Linked DNA regions of Mus musculus: regions 2 and 3 are each linked to region 1. The links are chromatin contacts, found by Hi-C or POLR2A ChIA-PET in ENCODE. All regions are on one chromosome and are shown on one strand. Each heading gives the region's core, a stretch centred on a gene start or an enhancer-like site at or near the end of the contact. The rest is flanking DNA. Distances are from core to core; before and after follow the strand shown. Region 1 holds the start of Rcor1 (REST corepressor 1). Region 2 overlaps Rcor1 (REST corepressor 1). Region 3 holds the start of Ankrd9 (ankyrin repeat domain 9).

What was found. A loop is a pair of places that touch in the nucleus more often than their neighbours do. ChIA-PET counts read pairs that join two places held with the same protein, here RNA polymerase II (POLR2A).
Region 2: a loop to region 1 is called in a map of left cerebral cortex, with 2.1 times the contacts of the local background. The contact joins the enhancer-like site here to the promoter of Rcor1 in region 1. A Hi-C loop is called at or near these places in 1 of 37 maps with a recorded cell type or tissue (left cerebral cortex). POLR2A ChIA-PET finds 5 or more read pairs at or near these places in 2 of 5 experiments (both embryonic stem cell).
Region 3: POLR2A ChIA-PET joins it to region 1 with 24 read pairs in Patski. The contact joins the promoter of Ankrd9 here to the promoter of Rcor1 in region 1. POLR2A ChIA-PET finds 5 or more read pairs at or near these places in 3 of 5 experiments (Patski and embryonic stem cell).

Annotation. Positions count from the first base shown.
Region 1 is chr12:111,037,274-111,041,464 of GRCm38, reverse strand. Rcor1 (REST corepressor 1) reads right to left here and starts at 2,098. Exons shown (of 12, transcript NM_198023.3): 1 at 1,577-2,098; 2 at 1,444-1,503. The coding sequence starts at 1,859.
Region 2 is chr12:111,086,546-111,090,918 of GRCm38, reverse strand. The region is part of intron 3 of Rcor1 (REST corepressor 1); the gene reads right to left. Among named protein-coding and RNA genes, the nearest start is that of Rcor1, 49 kb to the right of the region's middle. Within about 2 kb of position 1,555, at least 2 of the 3 ENCODE cell types and tissues checked have a DNase peak (open chromatin) inside an H3K27ac peak, as active enhancers do; they include left cerebral cortex, where a contact is called at or near this core.
Region 3 is chr12:110,977,706-110,981,950 of GRCm38, reverse strand. Ankrd9 (ankyrin repeat domain 9) reads left to right here and starts at 2,911. Exons shown (of 3, transcript NM_175207.5): 1 at 2,911-3,111; 2 at 3,824-4,003.

The DNA.
Region 1 (4,191 bases), core at 849-3,348:
CCTACAAAATGAGGATAGGGTCAACTGTAAGTGAAAAGCAGTATGCTTCCCCTGGTGGCCAAGCTAGGGATGAAGCCCTGCTCAGAAAAATGAAAAAAATGAAAAGTGACTCCCAGAAAAAGATGTGAGGAAAGGGGAAACTATCTAAAACGCTAACAGGAGTTTACGAAGCGGGGAGTTATACTACAGAACTGTGAGGGACTGGAGTCATGCATTTGCAAATCATTTATTCTTGGGGTGACCAAACACTCACCCTGAATCCCTCTCTTCTGTGCTTTCACTTTTACCTAAACACAGAGTTCAGCACCTTAATAACAACTTAAAAGCAATCTCCTTTTTCAAGGACCAGATCCTTGCAATTTTCTGCAGTCTTGTTTCCAAGGAAAAGCATTTATCTTTTCAAACTAGTGGTATAACCTACTTAGAAAAACCTCCTGTTCTAAAGCCCTCCAACCAGGACGGTTCACTCTAGCTGTACAAGATTGTCTTTTGAATTTTATTTCTGAAACAAAACCCACGGCCTTTCAAACATTTCCTGTAACCACCACCTTGAAAGACAGTCTCATACAGAGATGGGACAGAATCATAGGCATTAAAATCTGGCGAATTCCTTTGTCTGATAGGATTCCCCCCCCCCCACCCCCGTACCTCTTTAAATTTGCTTCCACACAGATCACCAGGAAGGCAAGTAAGAATGCCCCTTCTTAGGGGACAAGGATTTCTAGTAGATGGAAATGGCCGGTTAGCTAAACCTTTTGATGGTTCTATTCTTTCACAACCTCTTCCTCCCCACCCCATCCCCCCCAAAAGAAAAAAGAAATAAAGGAAACACACATTTACAAACAGATCTTAAAATAACAGCCACAAGTCGGGCTCTCTTATCTAGACAGATGCTCTCTGGAAAGCACACTTCTTTTATTACCTGATTGGGGTGGAGGGACAGGAAGATCTTTACTCCACCAGCCCTCGGGATGGGATGGGATGGGATGGGATGGGATGGGATGGGATGGGACAGGATGGGACCGGACGGGACAAGACGGGATGAGAGTCAAGAGGCAATAAGAGCGTAGGGTTGGCAGGGTAACGCTAGGAGCCAGTTTGAAGTAAGAAGTCTCTGCGGAGCCCTGGGTCCGAGCGCCCCAGGACGCCAACTCTCCAGCACTGCCACCCGGGATCCCGTCCTAGCTCCGGTACACCACACCTGGAGGCAGAGACATCCCACTCCACCCCGGCCAGGTGTGGCTTTCTCAGAGCCGGGGGACACTGCGGGCCCAGTGCTGTCCCCACCGGAGCCCATGGCCTCCCCGCACCCGAATCTGCAGCACACTCGTGTGCGAGCGTGCCGCGCCGCCTGCCCTCGCGCCCCGTGTGCCCCCGCGGACCGAAGGCCAACACGCACAAAAAACAAAGTTGTCTCCCGAGCTCCCGTCACTCGCTACTCACCAGGATCGAAGTCGGGCACCGCCGCTTGGTACTGGGGTCCCACCCGCATGCCACCGCCACCTGCGGGGAAGCAGAGCACGGCGGTCAGCGCGGGCGCGGACACGGGCCGGGCGCGGGGGCGGCTGCCACCTACCGTGCTCCTCGTCGCTGGACGAGCCCGAGCTGCCTTCCTCCCAGGAGTTGCTGCCGCTGTTCCCGTTGGGAGCCGCCGCCGCCAAACTTTTATTCTGGCCATTATTGGGGGCGGCGGCGGCCGAGGCGGCGGCGGCGGCCGAGGCGGAGGCGGTGCCGGCCGAGGCGGCGGCTGAGGCGGCGGCCGAGGCGGCCGAGGCGGCGGCCGAGGCTGCGGAGGCCGCCGTGTTCCTCCCTCGCCGCTTCCCTGAGACCTCGGGGCCCTTCTCCACCATGGCCGGCATCGGCGGGGCCCGGGGCCGGGCCAAAGTGACGGGGACCCCGGCTCGCGAGGCGCGGGCGGCGGGCCGCGGGCAGGGGGCGCAGGTGGGCGCCGGGCCGGGCGGGCGAGCGCGCGGGATCCGCTGGCGGGAGTTGGGGCTAGAGGAGGCCCAGACGGGCGGAGCAACGAGCCGCCTCAAGCCCCCGATGCCGAACGGAGCGCAACTTTGGCTCTCATCGCCGCCCGCACTTCGCTGGCTCTAACTACTCCGGGAGCCGCGGGCGGGGGGGAGGGGCGGAGCCTGGGGGGGAGGAGGGCCGCGCACAGCCTAACCCGTCGCTCGCAAGCTCCGCCCCTGCGAGCTTCCATTGGCTCTCACGGGATCCGGGCGGCAAGCAGGGGCATGGTAGGTCTCTGTGCGCGTCCGTCAGGCCACGGGGGCGGGATCACGGGAAGGAGGGGGAAGGTTCTGTGCTTCCGTTGGCCAGGTTGGGTTGACGCGTATCGCCCACTGTACGTGGTTTGAGGTTTGCGATCGCTTTACGCCCCATGATCCATCTCTCGAGGCAACAGCGAGGAGTTAGCCCCCTCCCCCTCCCCAGCGCCCCGCTCCCTCCGCTCGCACCCTGTGGGCCCCGCGCCACCTCCCCCGGGGATCCCGCCGAGCGTCCCATCGGCTTCCCAAAGTGAATGTGCCCGACGCGAGAACAGAAATCGCGGGCAAGGTCGGGACTACTTTCCCCCTCGCGCGGAGGAGTACGCGCACAGTTTGAATGGGTTCTATACAAAGAGGGGAAACTAATTGGAAGAAACTAATTGCGCCCCCGCGTCGCCCAGGGGCGATCGAGATGTACTAGAGCAAGGGAACCTGGGGACGAGGCTCTCAGGTGGCAGTGTCCCCCGAGGGAAGGAAAGCGGTTGTGCCTGGAGACGATGGAGCTCCCCGCTAATTGGGTTGGGGGCCACCGGCTCCCCACGTTGCCTGAGGGGCCGAGGGAGGAGTCGGGATGTTCGGCCGGGGAGGGCCTCGAAGCCGTCGGGGTGAGGGGAGGTGCCGAGTGGCCCCGGGACAGCAGGAGGGACATAGATCGACTAGGGGCCCCACCGCGAGGGGGAAAAAGAAGGAGCTTGAGTCCCCAGCTCGGTAGAAGAGGAGGGTCACTTCCCGAGACCCGGGCCCTTCCCCCAGCCCGCAGGGCTAAGAGCCTGAACGCGGAGGAGTCGGTGACACCCAGCCCTGGGCGTCCTTGTCCCTGGAGTGATCAAGCGAGGGGCCCCGTCACTGCCTGACAGCTGCCTGTGGGGCTGGGTGGGCTGCCCCACCCCCCGCGCCAGCGACCAAACCTGGGGACTATAGGTGAAACCGTTTGCTTTAAATTAAAAATAAATAAATAAAACAGGAGATGGCTATTTTTCGTTTATATTACTTCAGACCTGGGCTTCATATGGGGACAGTTTTTACACCCGCTCAGGATATAAATAGCTACAGAGAGAAAACGAGAGTTTTATGGTTTGAAAGCCCGCATAAATAAGCAGGGGTTTCTCTTCCACGTTTTCTGCCCCGCGAATCATTTTAAACTTCACTGAAGTGACCATGGTCACTTCTAACTGGCCTTCAAGAACAGGGCCCAGAGCCTCCCGGTAGCAGATCCCTGCCCCCACCAAGTTCCTGTTCTTGCTCTTGGACTCCTCTCTGAAGGACACCCCTCTGCTTAGAAAGTCCTGGGCACTGCAGGCATGAGCTCTGGAATAACCGGGTCCAGCTGGCCTGGTCAGCAAATAGACTGCTAAATCAGAGGTGGGATCCAGGGGTGACCTGGGATAGGTACCTGGATGAAGCCGTGACTTCATGACAGATGAACCTGAGCGGCTAGGGGCACTCTGTCCTCTTTCTTCCCTATCTTCCAAGATGTACCACAGACAGATTAACCTACATACAGGAACAAACATGATTTGAGTTCCTTAGTAGGGCAGTTGGGATTGACACAACACAAGGGTCCTTGTCCCTGCCCACTGGACTCCCAAGCTGGAGGCCATTTCCTAGAAAGTACCGCCTCTTTCTAGGGTCATGACCTAAAGAAAGGGAGACCACAGCTTCTAGGGCGGGACTGGCTGGGTAGGGCAAGCCAAGATGCCAGGACTCACAGCTACTATGGTGCACCCAGGGCACCCTGCGTGCCTCACCCTAATCTAGGCCCTGATCCAGGGAGTCCTCCCCACCCCGTGCCCATTGAAATGGAAGGTAGGCTTGGGAAGAAGGAAGCCGAAATCTCTCCTACTGCCAGCGGTACGCTATCAGTCTGACATCTTGCTACATTGTAACTTTGGATGCTTCAGTGACCCTTCCAATTGAT
Region 2 (4,373 bases), core at 306-2,805, 50 kb before region 1:
ACTCCAGTTCTAAGGGTCCAAAGGGCACAAATACACTTAGGTGGACAAACATTTATACACATAAAGTAAAATAAATAAATCTAAAAAAATAACTCATCAAAAGGGCTGGAGAGAAGGCTCAGAGGTTAAGAGTCAGCTCTTCCAGGTCCCGAGTTCAATTCCCAGCAACCACATGGTGGCTCACAACCATCTGTAATGGGGTCTGATGCCCTCTTCTGCTGTGTCTGAAGACAGAGACAGAAAAACAACAAAGGTAAGACAGTTTGCTAAGTCAATGATGGTGGTATCTGCCCCCAAAAGTAGAGACAGCACAGGCCAGCTATGTTCATGAAGGGTCAGGATCCAATCCAAGCTCTGCCTCTATTTACTGCGCAAAAAAAGTCAAGACTGACCTTGAACTTGTGGCAATGCTTTTAGTGCTTCGCTATAGCAACTTATAGGTTTCTACTATTTAATAAAAATTTCGGTTACTATCATTTTGGATTTACCTTCAAGACTGTGACCCAAAGGACTGGGCTTTAAAAAATTAAAATGTGGTCTGGCAAGGTGGCTTTGAGGTAAAAAGAAGCACTCATTGCCAGTCCTCACACACACATGAACCCTGGAACAAGGAGAGGGTCAATGCAGCAAGCTTCCCTCTGACCTCTACACCTGCAACAGTGTGAATATACACACCCAAAATTTAAATAATTAAAACTAAAGTGCAGTTGTTCAAGGTAGTGTGCCTAGAGAGCAGCCAAGTTTCCCAAACCAGCCAATGCCAGCTACCATGAAGACAGAGTTGCTCCGCTCTCATGTCCACCAACCTAGCCTTGCCTTGCCTTGCCTTTCCTTTCCTTTCCTTTCCTTTCCTTTCCTTTCCTTTCCTTTCCTTTTTCATCTATTTGTTTGTGACAGTGTCTCTCTACGTAGCCCTGGATGTCCTAGAACTTGCTATGTATGTAGGCCAGGCTCGTCTTAAACCCAGAGACCCCAACTGTAATTTGTTTTGAACACTGAGTGTCCACTGTCCCCAGCAGAGCTCGGTCGCCTAACTGGGAACATCAGCCACGGGCATCCACTCTTCTTGCTTTTCTTGAAATGTTCTTCGGAGTTAGTTACACAAATACTAATTTTGGTAGGCCTCTCTGCTACACTACCTGGTCCTCACTTCTCTGATTTTCTGAGAGAGGTGGACACCTACCCCCCACCCTACTTTGCACAGGACAGCATTTGGTACAAGCGATGAAATGGGAGATATGCATTAGCTAAAAACTCCCTCATGGTTAAAAGCCCTTCCATGAAAATAAACTTTCCGCCTAAGAAAATCAACTCTGCTCTCATAAGAACAAAAGCTTACAGGAGCTTAAAGGAAATGAAATGGCTCAGGAGAAACACAAGTCCCCTGAGGATCTCTCCAGGGGAGAGTCCGTGTCTGTCTCTGTAAGGGGCTGAGGGGTCCTGTGCAGAACCTCTTGGGGACCAAGGCAGGAGGTCCACAGAGGTCACACAGCTTAAGCAGCAGCACAGTGGCTCTGTCCCCAGGGCATCCTGCCCACGCTTGGGAGAGGAGAGGCCTGTCGCTGACTGACTACTCCCACTGACACCCGCCTGCAGGTCAGAAGCCTCAGACTCAGCACTGGGCAGACTCCGTCTGCGCTGACATCACCACCATGGCGCAGTGCAGGGCTGTTTACTTGACAATTATATCCAAACAGGCCTGGAGAACCACCTGATATTAACTCTGATGGTGACAGATCTGCACCACTGTGATCATAAAACAGAGACTGTATTAATCCATGGCTTTTTAGGGTTGCAGTACTCACTCACTATTTGGTGTAGCTTGAACAGAGTAAAATACAGCATGATCAAAGGAATGTGATAGAGGCCAAAGGCAAGTAACAAAATATGCCTTGGCTTGCGCTTTGTTTCTATGTTAATATTTTTAACCCAATGAAACAAAGTCCTTAGAGTAGCAAGAGTTTCAAATTCAATTGCAAAAGAAAGAACAGATGAAAGCTGCTATGGTAACCAATTCACCCTTCCCTCCCCCAGACACTGCAGATTCAGAAACTGTCATCCTGAGTCGGTTACAGAGTAGGAGGCTCAGACCATAAGGCAGGCTGAGGACAAAGCTTATGGTCTTAATGGAGCTTAGAAAAAGACTATAACGGTTTGCAGTGGCACTAGGTACTGCAAAGGAAACACTACAGTAATTTCTGTCATGGCTTAAAATTGAGACTGCCAAACATTTCTAAAGAATGTAATAACAAGATTGGAGATGCTGCTCAGTAGAGCGTTATGCCTGGTGTGCACAAGGTTCTGGGTTCAATCCCCAGAACAATGGAGTATGATAAAAAAAAAAAGACCATGGCATTTCCTTTTATTATTATGAAAGAAGTTATCCCTAAGACTCACATAGAAGCAAAAGGAACATTTACGTACAACAGTTCTGCCACCTGGTGGACAAAGACATTACTACAGCCAACATCTGAACCCTGACTATCTTGAAGGAACAAGAGAAGGCAAGTCAGAAACAAGATAACTATGCTGTTTGTTACTATTCCCACTGCGTGCGTGCCCATTCCCCAGCCACCAGTGAAGACCACCATGGAGAGACAAGAGATGACTGCTCCATCCCAGCGCACAGCGCAGGAGGCTAAGTTCTCTTCAGGTCTTAAGTGTACTTCTCTGTAACTGGATAATTCTGTCCTCTTTTCCAGAACTCACATTTGCATATCAGTGTAAGAGTGAGCAGACCAGGCACACCTTTACCCTCAGCCCTCAGGAGGCAGGTGAGTCTCTATGCGGCCAGTTTGGACGTCACTGTGAATTCCGGACCAGCCAGAGCTACATGGTGAGACCCTGTCTCAAAATAGTCAGACACACACACATCCCTTCAACTCTTCCAGACCTGTCCCTAAGCAGGGAGCTGAACACTCACAGCAACCTTATTAACTGTGTGTACTTGGCTGTGCACGAAATAATTCAAAGACTCAAGATCTGCCTGGCTTTAATAGGGAGGGTGGGGTAGAGGGCGGCATAGACTAAGACAGTGCGTCATCTCTCTATTCTTGAGCAGAATGGAAAGAAAGCAGCCTTGGCTTCTCCTGAGAAACTGCTAGCTGAACTCCTTTGCTCGACTACAGAACAAGGATGAGACTCTTCGTCAGTCCTTCATAGAGTATTAGGAAAACATTTAAGATACACACGTGTAAACAATTATCAAATCAACTCTGTCACAACATTTCTTTTTTGCAGTGCTAGAAATCACACCTGAAGTTCCTTCCATCCATGACAGGCAAGTGCTCTCCTACTGAACACAATCCCTTTTATGTTTCTTTTCTCAGTCCTGAGAAACAAATCTAGGCCTTTCCTATGTTAAATCAATTTTCTGCCTCTAGGCAACACCTTCAGTGCCTAACGTATATTTGTATTTTTGTTTGTTGGCTTTTCGAGACAGGGTTTCTCTGTGTAGCTTTGGCTGACCAGAAACTGAGCTCTATAGACCAGGCTTTTCAGAGTATTGGGATTAAAGGTGTGTACCACCACTGCCAGGCTCCTGATATATTTATTTCATTCATGCCCCAAACTTCCTTTTAATGACTAGAGACTGCCTTACAAATGACTCATTTCAAGGCCACCTTCAACTAGGTCTTAGGCAGGCAGGATAGTGGCAATCGGAAAGCTGTTTCCATCTCTGAATCCCAGTGCCTTGAGTGGTTTACCTGTCTAACCCTGTATTTGTAGGCCTAGCAGTGAAGCAAGCTGTATACTACAGGAAGCTGACCTGCTTCACCCAAGTCACTTCCTCTCTATGCCTGATCCTTCTGGGCATGGGGGACAAAGTTAAGAATATGTTGAAGGGGGCCAAGGGGACTTACAAATCCTACCACTTTCAATGCTGCAACCTTGTGTGAAGCTACTCTTCATTCAGCACAGACACTGTGGACACTGCTGGAGAAACAGGCTCTTCAACAGCTTGCAGCACAGGCTGCAGCAGGATAGTCTATAGTAAATTATCTATTGTATGTATCAGAATCCATCCTCCAACAGACTTCTTAGATCTACTTTATGGCTAGTGCTACTCCCTGTAGCTATTTGGGCCCTTGTGGAATTCTCCTTACAGTTGAAAAGAGAAGTAACTCAAACAATTAATTACAATCGTCTTAAATTACTTATATAGGCAGCCTGCTCTGCAGAAAGAAAGAAGTCCTTCCCTGTGAGGGTTTCAGCATGCTTTAACCTACTCAAGTGCTATTTATAGGAAGGAGACTAGAAAACAACAATTAACAACAAAACCCACAAAACCCATAAGTATTTGAGGATGGAACTTGGTTTAGAGCTAATGTGACGGTATCCACAGAATGCACACACAGGATGTGTGAGCCCCA
Region 3 (4,245 bases), core at 1,662-4,161, 60 kb after region 1:
CCTAGGGTCCTGTGACAGCTATTCCTGGTTGTCACCTTGACTACATCTGGAGTGAATTACAACCTGGAAGCAAAGGGCACACTTGTGATGATTCAGATCCTGAGGCCGGAAGACACAGACTTCTGACCTGGCTCTTGACATGGAGATCTTGAGGCATAGTGGCTATGAAAAGCTTAGATACAGGCAAGGTAGTACGGGCCTTTAATCCCAGGAGACTGAGGCGGGCAGATCTCTGAATTCAAGGTCAGCCTGGGACAAAGCAAGTTCCAGATCTAGGCGTGGTGAAACAATCTTTTGCTGGAGGCCTACGTAAGGAAGCTGAAAGAAGGAAGGCTCGCTCTTCCTCGCCTGCCCGCACTTACTTACCAGCTCATCTGTTGGAACCTGCTTCTTCAGGATTCCAGCTTATATAGAAGACCAGCTGGAACTTTCATTTTTTTTTCAAACCTTATTTTTAAGGATGGCTGTTAGCCCACCACCCACCAGAGGTAGTGAAAAAGAAAGGATATGGGGGAAGTGGACCTGTTTAGAAAGGTTCTTTGGAGCAAAGAATCTCTGGTTCCATCTGTGTTGTCTGGAAATCAGTTCAGCTCACAGGTTAGCAGTGGCCGTTTGATCCACTTGCAAACACTTGAGGACACACCAGCAATTTAGTTCGGAAGAATCGGGATGGCAAACATGAATCAGTAGCAGCGGCACAACCTAGCAGACACAGCCAGGCCTCAGCCTCTGCTCAAGTCAGCAGGAGGGACCAGAAGGAATTCTGGAAGAAGCTAGTTCTCTGCTCTGTCTGTCTGTCTGTCTATCAGAGAAGCGAAGATCAGCAAAGACTCGAGACCCATAAGCGTTGCACAGCTAGCTCTATAGGCAAGCCAAGCTCGGCCTCCATCGCTGTCCTTTTTATACTCTCTCCAGGCATCACATGTTCACCATGGGCAAAATATCACTCTGCAAATCAGCCCGAGTCTGTGGAAGCAGCAAGAAACTGCAGCACATCACAAGGTCGTGTGTGTGTGTGTGTGTGTGTGTGTGTGGTTCTCTCTATGGAGTCCTGACAAACGCAGCTCAACTACACAATATAAGGCAGAATTACATGCATTTCGTTAGCTAAGAATCCTTCATCACGTTTCCTTTCTTTCTTTTAATCACATGTCCTTTCATGGGCCTGATTTAGCAGAATATCCTCTCTCCTGTGTCTACTTCAGTGAAACGTTCCTTCACCAGTCTGCCTTAGTCTTTCATCTGTGCCCATTTCAGGAAAACACTCCTTCACGTGTTTGCCCCAGCAAAACACCATCTGACACAATGACTTTCCAAAGACCACTTAAGTTTCCCCTTCAACTAGCTGAAACAACTAGCCCAGTGAGGTTGAACACCGCGTAGATTCTTGGACTTCCCATTCACAGCTGCCCATTGTTGGGTTAGTTGGACTACAGACTAAGTCATTATAATAAATTCCCTTAATATATAGAGACATTGCATAAATTCTGTGATTCTAGAGAACCCTGACTAATACAGGTGAAGAATAACAGGAAGTCTCCATGTGTGCACGTGTGTATGTGCGTGTGTGTACACGTATGCCTGCTTAAGTCTACTCAAAGGAGCCAGGTGAGAGAGACTCCAGCTTAAAGTCCCTTAGCCCCTGCTGGCACAGAGGAGCCAAGAGGGTTGAAGGCTGTATACACATTTGCTCTGAGGTAGGGGAGGGGAGGTTGCTTTGAAGGTGCTAGCTGTCTGCTGGACAGAGGCAGGAGGAAGGGCTTGGATGGAGGCTGCAGGAACCCTTGGCCCTAACTGAGCCTCTAAGGGCATTGTGGAAAAGAAACTGGCCGTGCCTGTGAATGGAGTTTGGAACTATTTCATCAGGGGGATCCTTGCCTCTGGTAAGGTGGGGTGAGAGTCCCAAGGTCCAGGCGTGGCAGCTTTCATCTGTGCATTTGGAATGGACTTGGCACTCCCACACCCCTGATGAAGTCAGGGGCTCCCTCAGGCTCTAGGGTCAGCCATGGGAAGGCTAGAACATGCTCCCAGTTCTGCCTGAGTGAAAAACAGCCCCAAAGTGTACCTTTCTTTGGACAACCGACTCTCTCTCTCTATCTCTCTGTGTGTGTGTGTTTTGAGATAGGGTTTCTCTGTAGTCCTGGCTGTCTTGGAACTTGCTTTCTAGACCAGGTTGGCCTTCAGTTCAGAGATCCACCTGCCTCTGCCTTCTGAGTGCGGGGATTAAAGATATGTGCCAACTCACACTGGACTTAAATAACTATCTACCTCATAGCAGGCATCATAATTCTGCCCCCCCCCCTTTTCTCCTGTGTTAGTGGTAAAGTCAAAGTGAAAGAAAGCGTTTAGCCCAGAAGACGACACAATAGGCACTATAAACAGCTCTTATACACGCATGCATCCATGCCTTTCTTTTGAGATTGGAGCCGAGGCTAGCCATGCCAGGGCGTTGGCAGGGCAGAGCAAGGTTCAATAGTTTAAGGGCTCAGTCCTATTCTAGGCCTTCCCACACGCAGATGGGGTAACAGCTGGATGTTTCCCCAAGGTCAGTGAGGGTCAGAGCAAGGGAAGCCCAGAGCAGGACTCTTGCAGCAGCCGCAAGCGCAAGCCAGGGAGCCTATTCTTGTGTGCAGTCTAGGACCGCACAGATCCAGCTCCAGGAGCCTGCCGGGACTCGCCCCGCCTCCATCACGTCCCGCCCTCCAAGCTCTGCCCGGTGCCCGGCATCTCTCACCACCCCTCCCCACCCCGCCACCTCGGGGCCCTCAAGTTTCTCCGAAGTTTTCCGCGGGTCCCTCTGAGAGTCCCGCCCCCTGGCCCGTGACGCAACAATGGTGCAGCGCGACGACCAATGGGTAGCGGCGGGGGCCGGCGGCGTGAGCCAATGGCGGCGGCGGCCCGTCCCGCGGTCCTGCCCGGCCCCGGCCGCACTGCGCCGCCCGCCGCCCTCCCCTCGGCGGCACCAGCACCGGCATCGGGAGACGGTGTCGCGGCGGCTCAGAGTGCAGCGGGCGCTGCCTCCGCTCCCGGCGTCGTGGGATCTCTGTCTGCTCGCCCGTGCATGGACGGCGCGCGCTCCGGCCCGCCGCAGGGACAGGGTCGCGCGGCTTGGTGAGTCGCCTGCCCCGAGCGCCCCGGTGCGCAGGTGCAGCCCCTGATCCTGGCCACCGGCCCGCAGACACTCGGGCGCGCCCCGGGAGGGGTCAGGGAGGATCTGGCCGGCGGCCCAAGCTCCAGTCACAGAGCCGCGGCCGTGACTCTGCCCAGTGACGTGGGGCGGCCGAACTTTACGTAACCCGCCCGGCACCCCACGCGTGCCCACACAGTGCATCTGGGGCGCAGGGGGCCCAGGTTCCGGGAGGAGCTGCAGTCATGCCAATCCCCTCAGAGGGGCGTCTGCCGCAGCCCACTCTATAGTGCTCACCTCTGTAACCCAGTTAATGGTCATGACACTGTGGACGAGGCCCTCTGGCTGTCCCAGGTCCCTTGTAACCTAGAGCTTACCCTTGCTGGAGGCAGTAGGGCTCTTGGGCAGGGAGACCAAGGGTGAATGGCCAGGGCTCAGGTTTGAGGCTTGGGACCCAAGGTGGAGGTAGGGTTTTTAAACTGGGGTCTGCAGTGTATGGAACGGCCCTCAAACAGAACGCAGGAGACCTAGGCTCTTGTCCTGGCTCAGCCTGACTTGGTGACTGACCTTGGACTAGCTTGTCCCCCGTTGAAAAGTGAGATGGCAGTATCGGCCTCATGTGGATGGACCTCGAGAGGACTGCAGGTGGTGTATGCTCCAATCCCCCCACTGACTTCACCTTTTCCCTCCTCCCAGGAGCTCCTTCCTGATGGGCAGGAAAATTGTTTGTGGATAAAAGAGCCAGAGCCACTTTCCAACTCTGGCTGCGGGCGGGCGCACTGCCAGCCCTGGGCCACCACTTTCTTGTTGATGAGGTTTGGTGTGTTAGAGTGAATACCTGCATCTACAGAACCCAGGGCCGCCTGCAGGAACCAGGTAGGTCTAAGTGAATAATCTCCACGACCCTCCTGGAAAGAAGTTTGAGTAGTCTCTTGGGGTCAGGGTAGAAGTAGAGTTGGGGCTGGATTTGGGGGTGTGAGGGTGATTTGGGCTCAACTTGTGCTGTGAGCCTGAGTCTTCTGCGATGTCCCATGGGTTCCTCTTTATTTGCAGTTGGAAGGACCTGGCTCAGGTGTGAAAGGAGCGCTTTTTGAAGGTTCCAGGGCTGCAGAGGGTTG